2 separate regions of the Mus musculus genome follow, and region 2 is linked to region 1. The links are chromatin loops, found by intact Hi-C in ENCODE. Cell type or tissue: left cerebral cortex. All regions are shown on one strand. Region 1 overlaps Spock1 (sparc/osteonectin, cwcv and kazal-like domains proteoglycan 1). Region 2 overlaps Spock1 (sparc/osteonectin, cwcv and kazal-like domains proteoglycan 1).

Region 1 (5,000 bases):
CTGGACTGGAGAGCCCCTCTCCTCTCAGCTCCTTACAGCACTCACAATAGCCAAAGCTGGAGGTGTACCTGGGAGACCTCCTTGAGACAGACTGAAAGACACCCATTGGGATCACAGTTGAGTCGGTACTTCCTACAGGAAAGCTATTCCTCTAGACCTACCCACCCTAAAGAGGACATAGCAGCACAGACCCTCTGCTGCTGTCTGTAGTCAACCCTAGTCACCCTCTAGAAGCTATACACCTCCCACTAGGGCCTAACTCCATCCCGCATGCAAACTGGGTCCAAATGACTCTCAGACCTGGACCTCTGCTACAGTGGGGGTGGGGGGGACTTCATAGACAGCCAAATGAAAACAGCTTCACTGGGGCCTGAAGCCAGTATTTTGGGTATCCATATAAGGAAGGGATATGTGGACACTGAGTTACCCAGGTAAGGATGGTGATGTGTTGAGACACAGGAGAGAGAGAGAGCTATCTCTAAGCCAAGGACCTCCAGAGACACCCCCTGCTCCTGAGGCACCAAAGACCAAGAGAGCAACTCCTCTCTGCCTCAGGATGAGCCAGCCATTGTTAGTTATTTTGATCTCAAATGCCCGGCCTCCTGGGCTATGAGAGGGGAACACTGTCCCTTACACAGCTCAGTTTCTAGGTCTTTGCCTGATAGCCAAACTGACTGGTAACACTTTGTGTCTTGTGTTTTAAGAAGAGAGAGAGAGAGAGACTCCAGGACAAGGAGATGCTCTGTTTTAGAATTAAAAACGTAAGTCTTCGTGCCAACATGGCTTAGGTCTATTAGTAAGGCGTAAGACCAAACCAAACCATTCCAGAGCAGTAGTGTCAGGATGTGAGAAGTCAGCTGCCCTGTGTCCCTTCTGACTCTGTGATGGAGGTGTGGACATATGAAAAATTCAAGCCTTATACTCATCTTATGATATGGTGGTTATCTGAATCATTAGCCACAGTTCTACAAAGGAATGGAGTTGAGAAACTAGGAAATCAGGTAAGGCCATTTAAGCACAGATTAGCCTCCATATTCACACTATCACAGATATAAATACAACCAGCCCCCATATTCACACTATCACAGATATAAATACAACCAGCCCCCGGATGCTTCTAGACCTTTAACCTGCTGTGCCGTAAGTGCCCTCCCCAACTACCTGAGAAGCGGAGAAAGACAACACTGAAGAAGTCTGTACAGGTGCTCCAAACACTGACCTACTTAAAACACATGTGCTAGCACATTTCCCAGCCAATCCTCGCTTCTGTTTTGCAACAACACACCAACCCGTTGGTGTGAGTGAACGACTCCTGCAAATGGCCGGTGAATCTTTCTCTCCTGTGATTTGTAAAGCAGAGCTAATAACTTCTCTCTAGTTCACTGCTCACGCAGGACTCCACACTCTTCCCGGGGCCTTGCATGCTTGGGGTATTATTATTTTTAACGTTTTATTTAAATTGCTTTCTCCGCTGCATTTCGTCAATCCGTCTTCTATTTTTAAACCAGACTGTTGACGGTTCACAGTTGACAATTCTGTTCACAGTTGATGAATTCTGATTTGTTTTCATTCGCCCAAAATCATGTCACAGTAGAGGGAGGGAAATAATCCCCAGGCTTTGCTGGCTCTAATAATTGGGCGTGAACTGAGTGAGCGGCCACTGCCTGCAAGCGTCAGACGTTAGAGGGTCCCTCCAGCTATTCCCTCCAGCTGTGCCAGCCTCGCTGATTTTTCTCAAATGGAGTCAGATCTCTCTACCTCTACCTTGCTACCTTTCTCTGTAGCTCTTTCCCCATTCACTTTGTTTCTCCATTCAGTTCCTGACTACCCACTTAATATTCCTAACCCCGCCCCCCAGATACATTATCTGTCTCCCCCTCCTCTGCCATATCAATACCATGGGGACAGTACTTTCCCCTGCTGGCTTAGAGCCTAGACTGTCTCTGGCTGATGGAAAGATGGCCAGCCTCCTGTCAGTGCCCAGGACTTGAACGGCTGGGGACTCTCTGGAAGGAGTCAGGTGGAGAAACAAGAGATGGATCTTTGGCTCCATTCAGAACCTTCCCAAACATGCAAGCAGGTGCACCTTCCTCTACTAGCAGTTAAAAGACACGACTTTGACATCTGGTTAAGAGCACCTGTTGCTTAAGCAAAGGACTCTAGTTTGGTTCCCATCACTCACACGGTGGCTCATGATCTGTCACTCCAGTTCCAAGGGATCTGATTGGCACACTCTTCTGACCTCTGCCTGCACCAGGCACACGCTGTGGTTCATTTACATACATGTGGGCAAAACACGCTCATACACATAGAACAAATAAATCTAAAAATAATTATTTTAAATACTGTAGCCACAATTGTGGGACTTGAACCAAGTTGGGGGGTGGGGGGACCAAAAGGCCCCAACCAGAGGACCTCTGACAAGAAAGCTGCCTAGAAAACCATACCTTGGGATGAGGTAGGGTAGGGCAGGGTGGACAGCCACTGTCTGGGTTAGAAGAATAATAGCAAACATGATAGTTGCCTCCTTAGTACTTAGGTGCAAAGCTATAAGAGTCTTTTGGGGGAGAAAGCATAATGATTTTAATGTGAATCACAGTTTTAGGTGATGCTTTAAAATTATTTTTCCATGAGTGCAATGGTAAATGTTTTCTAAGGTGGATACATAGAAGGACGCCCCTATCTGTTGACAGGGGTTACTCATCAGAATGTCTGGAAACTGCTAAATGCTTCAAGGGAAAGGATACAGGTGTATATGGAAAACATAACGGCAAGGATGTTAACAGCTACTGTATCTTGGTGATAGTGGGCAGAGGTTACTCATTCTGTCTTAAGCTCTTTATATACCCAGTGGTTACAGAAGCAATAGCTTGGGAAGGGATTTTAACTTGCTTTGCCTGTTGGTTCCTGAAGACTTCCCAGAATCCTAAGCACAGGCCACTTTAGCCAGCAAGCAAGGTCCTTGCTCCTGTTTCCCGGTAGAGGGCGGACTCTTAATGAGCTGTGACTGGATCCTGCTGGCTAAGACCTGCCTAACCCTCAGGAAAGAGCAGACCTTCAATAAGTTGTTAAAGAGGCAATAATTGAGGTTCTCCCTAGACATAAAATCTTTAGGATAAAAGCAAGCAGGACTCAGTCGAAGGCTAAATGCACAAGCATCAACACAAAGATTTTAGTTAGACCTTGCAGGGTTACTCTTTCCTCCCGTTACAAAGCAGGAAACTGAGGCTAAAACTGAGGCTAAGAGACTTGTCTGTTTGCTCTCTTAAGAAACTTCCTTTCTCTCCCCCCTTCCATCTCACCCCTTTCTCATATTCTGTCAATGACTTGCCAAACCCTCTCTATAAAAGAGAGGGCAAAGTTCAGCCAATTCATACACAAATTGCTTTCAGATGAAATGCTGAAAGACGTTAACTGTAAATTGTATATAACAAAGCCAGTGCCTAGTGTCACACACAAAATACCAAAGACATATGCAAGGCTCCATATAAAGGGGGCTTTAGAAAAAAATAAATGATGTGATGTTTTGCACACACACACACACACACACACACACACACACACACACAGAGAGAGAGAGAGAGAGAGAGAGAGAGAGAGAGAGAGAGAGAGAGAGAGAAAGCAAGCATGCACAGGGAGGGCAAAGATACTGTAACAGTTTGCCACTCCCCAACCCAGACCCTGTTACAGCAGAGATATTGTAACAGGTTGCAGCTGAGATCAACATCCACAGCTTCAGTTTGCCGCTCTTCCCCCCACCCCATGTAATATACTTGGGGAAAGAAGGTGGCCCTCCCAGAGGTCTTCCCAGTCCAGCACATGCTCCACTCCCCAGACAGCCCCGTTCTGAGCTCCATTTCTGGCTTCCCATTCCAGGCGCTTCTTTTCTTTTGATGCTCGCTGCCGGTTCCTTCTTCCTCTTCACTGGCTGTTCTGCTAGGACACCTCTGAGGGCTGCAGACAATTCATAGTTCTAAATGTATATGGCATATCTCCTCCGTCTAGAATTCCTGGGGACAGAACAGATGAGGAAGGGCTTCTGGTCCCCAGGCCTGCTTCCTCTTGGTGCCAAGAATAGCACCCAGGCACCGTGAGTGCTTGATAGAGATGCCAACTGAAGAACAAGCAGAAGAGAAGGTGGTGCCCAGAGCTGGCTGGTGCCCTGTGCCTGCTTCAGCTATCAGTTCAGACCAAGATGGGGCCCTGTAGCTGGGGCAAACTCACAGACTGATCAGGGCTGGTTTTCTCCTAGCCACATGGAGAAGAGCTCCAAGAAGAAACTTAATTGCCACAGAAATAAAGAAAGCTAGCAGCCCAGGGAAAGACAGATCTGCTCCGGCATTTCACGTTCCCATCTGTTCCAGTTTCCTCCAGGGCCCCGCCTCTGTGCCTAGGGTCAATCCCTTACATTCCCCCACCATCCTGGCTATCTTAGTCGGGCTTTCTATTCCTGCACAAACATCAAGTTGGGGAGGAAAGGGTTTATTCAGCTTATACTTCCACATGGCTGTTCAACACCAGGGGAAGTCGGGACTGGAACTCAAGCAGGTCAGGAAGCAGGAGCTGATGCAGAGGCCATGGAGGGATGTTTCTTACTGGCTTGCTTCCCCTGGCTTGCTCAGCTTGCTTTCTTTTTGAACCCAAGACTGCCAGCCCAGGGATGCTACCACCCTCAATGGGCCCTCCCACCTTGATCACTAATTGAGAAAATGCCTTACAGCTGGATCTCATGGAGGCATTTCCTCAAGAGAGGCTCCTTTCTCTGTGATAACTCCAGCTTGTGTCAAGTTGACACACAAAACCAGACAGTACGCTGGTCTGTTTATCTGTCTGCTTCTAGAAGGAAAAAAGCATCTCCTTTGAGACCTTGGCACACAGCAAGTACAAATGTAGTCCATATTTATCTGTGGGGTGTGTATCGTATAGCCCCATGTGTCACTATATCCATGGTATAGAATGAGATGCTATAGGTGCGATGCTGCATGGTACTCTATAACTCC
Region 2 (5,000 bases), 99 kb after region 1:
TAATTGGCAGAAGCCTGGATGCCGAGCACTCCGGGGGCAGAACTGGATCGGTGGCCTCCGGGAGCAGCAGCTGCCCCGAGTAATTGAATGAATGCGGGTTGTGCTTTAGGATCTGTGGAGATTTCTCCCAGAGAAAATCCACCATGTGGGGTTAAGGATGACATTTGTTTTCTTTGAAATCTGGGCAATTTTGGCTAGAGGGCAAATATGACCATCTCTTGGTCCAGGTCCGCCGGGGGCATTCCACACTATCAAAGACATCTTCAAAGAGGTCTGGGTGGAAGACCAGAGGCACCTTCCCTGGAAACAGCTCCTGGACACAGCTGAGTTAAGGACTCAGTGTGGGCAGAAAAGGGGAAGAGGTGGTAAGAAGATTGGGGAGGATGGAACAGCCAGGAAGCCTGATAGTCCAGAGAGACTTGGGGAGAAAGCAGGCAAGGAAGGGTTAGGTGATCTGGGGCTCAAGAACAGAGAGGGAAAATCTCAGGGCTGTGGGGAGGGGACAGGCATTATATAACAAAGCTTATTTGAAATCAACACATTGAAAATACCCCCTCCTCCCCTCATCCCGGGTTGAAATGGAGACACATTAAATCAACAGACTTCGAACAGAAATGTCAATTGACTCTGAGCTGAGAGGAAGAGTGGGCCCCAGCACTGACTGGCAATTCTTTTGAAGAACAGTCCTAAACTGGTCCCACCAACACAGGACAACCGTGGTTTTCTAATAGGCTTGGGCTATGGAGGCAGTTCAATATCAGCCTGGATACCTTAAATGAGATCTTGTCTCATAATACAAAGTAAAAAGAAGGCCATAGATGTGGGCTAGTGTGCACAAGACCCTGGGAACAATCTGTGGTTCCTTCAAAATAGAGAAGAGAGACAGACAGACAGACAGACACACACACACACACACACAGAGAGAGAGAGAGAGAGAGAGAGAGAGAGATTGAATAACATTGTTGTAGTGTCCTGTAGCAAGAGAGACCAACAGATGGAGACATCTCTGACATATTGTCCATCTGGAAATCCCACCCAAAGCCAGGCAGGGAGCAGAGATGGGGGTCAGTCTCCCAGGAGTGCCCTGAGCCACCTTTCTCTCTGCTCTCCTCACTGTGAAGGCTTATTGGCTTCAAGGGGCCTCTACCACTCACAGCTGCTTCACTGCAAAGATGCCCGGTGCTTGGCTGGCCACCACTCCCCACCTACTAGGATGTGACTGGCAGGGTATAAAACCTGCCCAACAATTGACTCTCTGCTTATGGCAGTATTGGGACCCTACCATACCACTTCTACACACCCTTGGGATGAAAGGGGAAAGGGCCTCACTTTGTTTAGAGTGAGTGCCTCTGCTCTACCTCTGCCTCATCTCCTCCTCACCCCTGCCTCACCTCTGCCCTGGCTGACATGTTTTCTTGATTCTGGTTTTCTTCCCGTGTGAAACACATCTGAGGGAATGGTAGTCTTGTCTCTGAGCCTAATGGGGCCGTGCCGAGTATGACTTTAGCCAGCTTCTGACCAGTATCTCCAGGAACCTAGCACAGTGCCTGGCTCAAAAGAGCAGTTCCACAGAAAAGCATGACGTGACGAGTTGAGTCGGAAAGTGAATAGGGACTTCTGCTTTCAGGCTGGTTAGGAAGAGACTGTCTGGGGTGTGTGTGTGTGTGTGTGTGTGTTGAGGGGTGTTTCTAAGGCCGTTTGAGCTCTTTAAGCTCCAGCATTATTTTCTTCCTATATTAAAAATAGATTTTTATTATAAAAATGGGACCATGCGAAAAGGCAGAATCCAGCCCCAGTTTTCTCAGATATAGATCCACAGTGTGCTTTGAAGAAAGGAAGAGATCCGATGCCAGCCACGCGCAGCATAAAAACAAAGCACGTGGCTGCTCTGCTCCTCTTCCCCCATTTGATCTAAAAATAAAGGCGCCATTCTGAGTTCCTTGGAGAGCGAGCGCCTGATTCATTCTCCAATTTCGTTGCAGAGAAGGCAGACTTTGCTCCCCCTTGGAAGATCTGAAGTGCCGATTAGTTGATTAGTTAACTTACTCAGACACCTCCACAGGGTGGCTTCCAGGCTTACAGGGAGGCCCTGACCATCCTCCACTTTATCAGAGAATCTTGGAGTCCTGGGTCCCATCACCTTCTCATGACATCCACTTCTCCAACCACTCGGAAAAAACCCCATGTAGAGCAGCCTAAACCGTACAGAGGAGCAGGCAGACAGCCTTGTTCCAACCCTGCCTCACAGAATCTGACTGAAGTTTGTTCCCAAGATCCAGTAGCAAGAATTTAAAGTGGACTTCAATTTAATAGCTTGCCACCTCTGAACTTTGGGCAGGCCCTGACTTTGCCAAAGAGGGGAGATTATTAGGACCTCCACCAACTTCACAGGGCTTTTGTGAGTGCCAAACAGAGGCAGGGCCATCTCACCCTTGTCCTGCATGCTCCTTACAGACTAAGCCCTACTCTGTCCTACCTGTCACTGGTTGATACTTTTTGTGCCATCACAAGTCTGAAGCAAGAAAGTATCACATGGCCATGCCTTTGGTGCTCAGAAGGATGCTACAAAGTAACTCCTTTTGTTTTCAAAAGGATGCTACAAAGTAACTGTTAATATTGCTATTGTGTAGTGACTGAACGAACTGGGAAATACTGTCAAGTGCCTGAGCAAGACACTTGGGCATGACAGAGGTGAGAGTTCAGCTCCACAGCCAGCCCCTTACTCATTTCTGAACCCTCCCACAAGCTTTGTCTGACTGGGCCCATTGGGCAAACAGCACATGCTAATGCCTGCCAGGCTGAATGCAGTATACGCATACAGCAAAAAGAAAGATGTGTGCTTAAAATGAAACGATTGGTTAATAGTAGCCCTTTCAATGGTAATGTTTGTGCCTGTCCTCAGTCACTTTAAATAAGACAATGAGTGGGTAAATATGAGATGGAAATCTTTACCCTTTAAAATAATAGGCACATTACCTCAATAGCTCAATTCTCTCTCCCTCTGTGGCTATGAGGTTATTAGCATCATCATATAAGGAGGAATGCCCAACTCAAAGGCATCTCCAAATTTAAAACTTGAGTTATATTTCCCAATAAGCCTGCTACCAAGACTCCCAGAACTTTCAGTCACACCCCTGAGGATGTCACACCTCCAGCACAATGTCCCTTTGCCATAGATGCTCACATTCTTGTTTTAAAACCAAGAAAGTCATCAGTTCCAGAATATTCAGGTCAGAGCTGAGAGGGGCTTCCTTCCCTCTCCTGAGCTATCTTCTTCCCCCACTATCTGATGAACACAGTCTCAAAATAGAAACCTCTGGTGTTCGGGTTCCAGGATGATGGAAAATGCAGATGAGCCAGCAATGAACTGTTCCTTTCTCAGCCTTCACATTGCAAAGCAAGTGATCAGGTGGACAGTCCCACAAGTTTACCTAGAAATTGAATCTAACCTCATGCACCTCCTGCACATGCGGCCTGAGGCTAGGCACAGATGAGGGATGAGAGGTAGTGATGATAAAACACACGCGTGTACACACACACACACACACACACACACACACACACACACACACACAAGTTCTGTGTTCTATGTTAGCATATCCACCACACACATGACACCAGTAAGATCCAAACAGAATGGGAACTCTAGGATGCCAACTGACAGAAGCAACATCTCAGTAAAGTTGAGGGTTATGTTGGGGTCACCCACACCACTGAACACATAGAGGAAAGTCTACATCAGGTTGAAGTAAAGCATTCTGGGAAGAAGTGGCAGCATGAGTGTATCTATGGAAAAAGGAAATAGAGATATGTGTGCTACAGGCTATAAATCTGTGGGGACTTGTATCTTAGTCACTGTTCTATAGTTGTGAAGAGACACTGTGACCATGGTAACTCTTATAAAGGAAAACATCTAATTGTGAGCTGGCTTACAATTCAGAGGTTTGTTCTATTGTCATCATGGCAGGAAGGCTGGCGGCACATAGGCAGACATTGTGCTGGAGAAGGAGCTGAGAGTTCTACATGTGGATCAGCAGGCAGCAGGAAGAGAGAGACACTAGGCTTGGCTTGAGCTTCTGATTCCTCAAAACCCACTCCCAATGACACACCTCCAAGAAGGCCACACCTCCTAATAGTGCCATTCCTCACGAACCTGTGGGACCACTTTTACTCAAGCCACCACAACTGATAAGGACAGATTGTCTTAAAATAGGATAGGAAGACTTATAAGCACTATACTACTAAATTTGCATATTGTACCATAATTAGTGACAGCCATTGCCTGTCCCTGAGGATGGGTATGAGGCAGAGACTCTGCTTTAAGATCCTTCATTCTGTCATCAAGCAGCAATCAGCAATCAGATAGAAGACTAGATGCACCAGGCCATGGGAAACTCTAGCTCTGAACACTCTATTGTTTGAATGAGGAGAGCCTTCCATGGCTTGCATGTTTGAAGATTTGGCCACTAGCTGCTGGTGCTATCTGCAATGATTGTAAAAACCTTTAAGAAAGAGAGTCTCTCTGGGAAAAAAAAAAGATCACAGGGTGTGGGGTTAGACAAGAGGTTTTATAGCCCAACTCTCTTTCCTCTCTGCTTTCTGCAGCCTCACAATAAATACAATATGAAAAGTCTCTCCCATGCTCCTGCTACCATGCCTTTTCTTCCATGATGGGCTCTTCCTTAAGCCATATGCTCAAATAAACCCTTCCTTAAGTAGCTTTCTTTCCTCAGGTATTTTGTCATGGCAATGAGAAAAGTAAGTGATATATAAATTGGTACTAGGAGTGGGGTTGTTGCTGTAATAAGCCTGACCATGTGACTCATAAGACTTTGGAACTGGTTTAGAGGAGAAATATAAAAGAGCTTAGAGCTACACGTCAGATAAATCATAGGGTGTTCCAAGAAGTACCAGGGCCATCTAGTTGGAATTTGAAATACTGGATTAGCAGGATAGTTGAGGTTTTAGAGGGGAACAAAGACACTACTGGGAACTGAGAT

What was found. Hi-C counts contacts between places; a loop is a spot of excess contacts. Peaks named below come from ENCODE experiments on the same cell type or tissue, not always from the same donor. Only the 100,000 strongest peaks of a DNase experiment are listed, where the experiment ranks them.
Region 2: a loop joins it to region 1, with 2.4 times the contacts of the local background. A loop is called at or near these places in 3 of 42 quality-filtered maps.

The regions. Positions count from the first base shown.
Region 1 is chr13:57,518,371-57,523,370 of GRCm38, forward strand. The region is part of intron 6 of Spock1 (sparc/osteonectin, cwcv and kazal-like domains proteoglycan 1); the gene reads right to left. Among named protein-coding and RNA genes, the nearest start is that of Gm33240, 76 kb to the left of the region's middle. In left cerebral cortex, a CTCF peak has its summit at 2,979 (motif pointing right); DNase peaks (open chromatin) are centred at 2,990 and 4,115; H3K27ac peaks cover 855 bases.
Region 2 is chr13:57,617,649-57,622,648 of GRCm38, forward strand. The region is part of intron 4 of Spock1 (sparc/osteonectin, cwcv and kazal-like domains proteoglycan 1); the gene reads right to left. Among named protein-coding and RNA genes, the nearest start is that of Gm33240, 180 kb to the left of the region's middle. In left cerebral cortex, no CTCF peak of the experiment used is centred here; a DNase peak (open chromatin) is centred at 1,884; H3K27ac peaks cover 3,082 bases.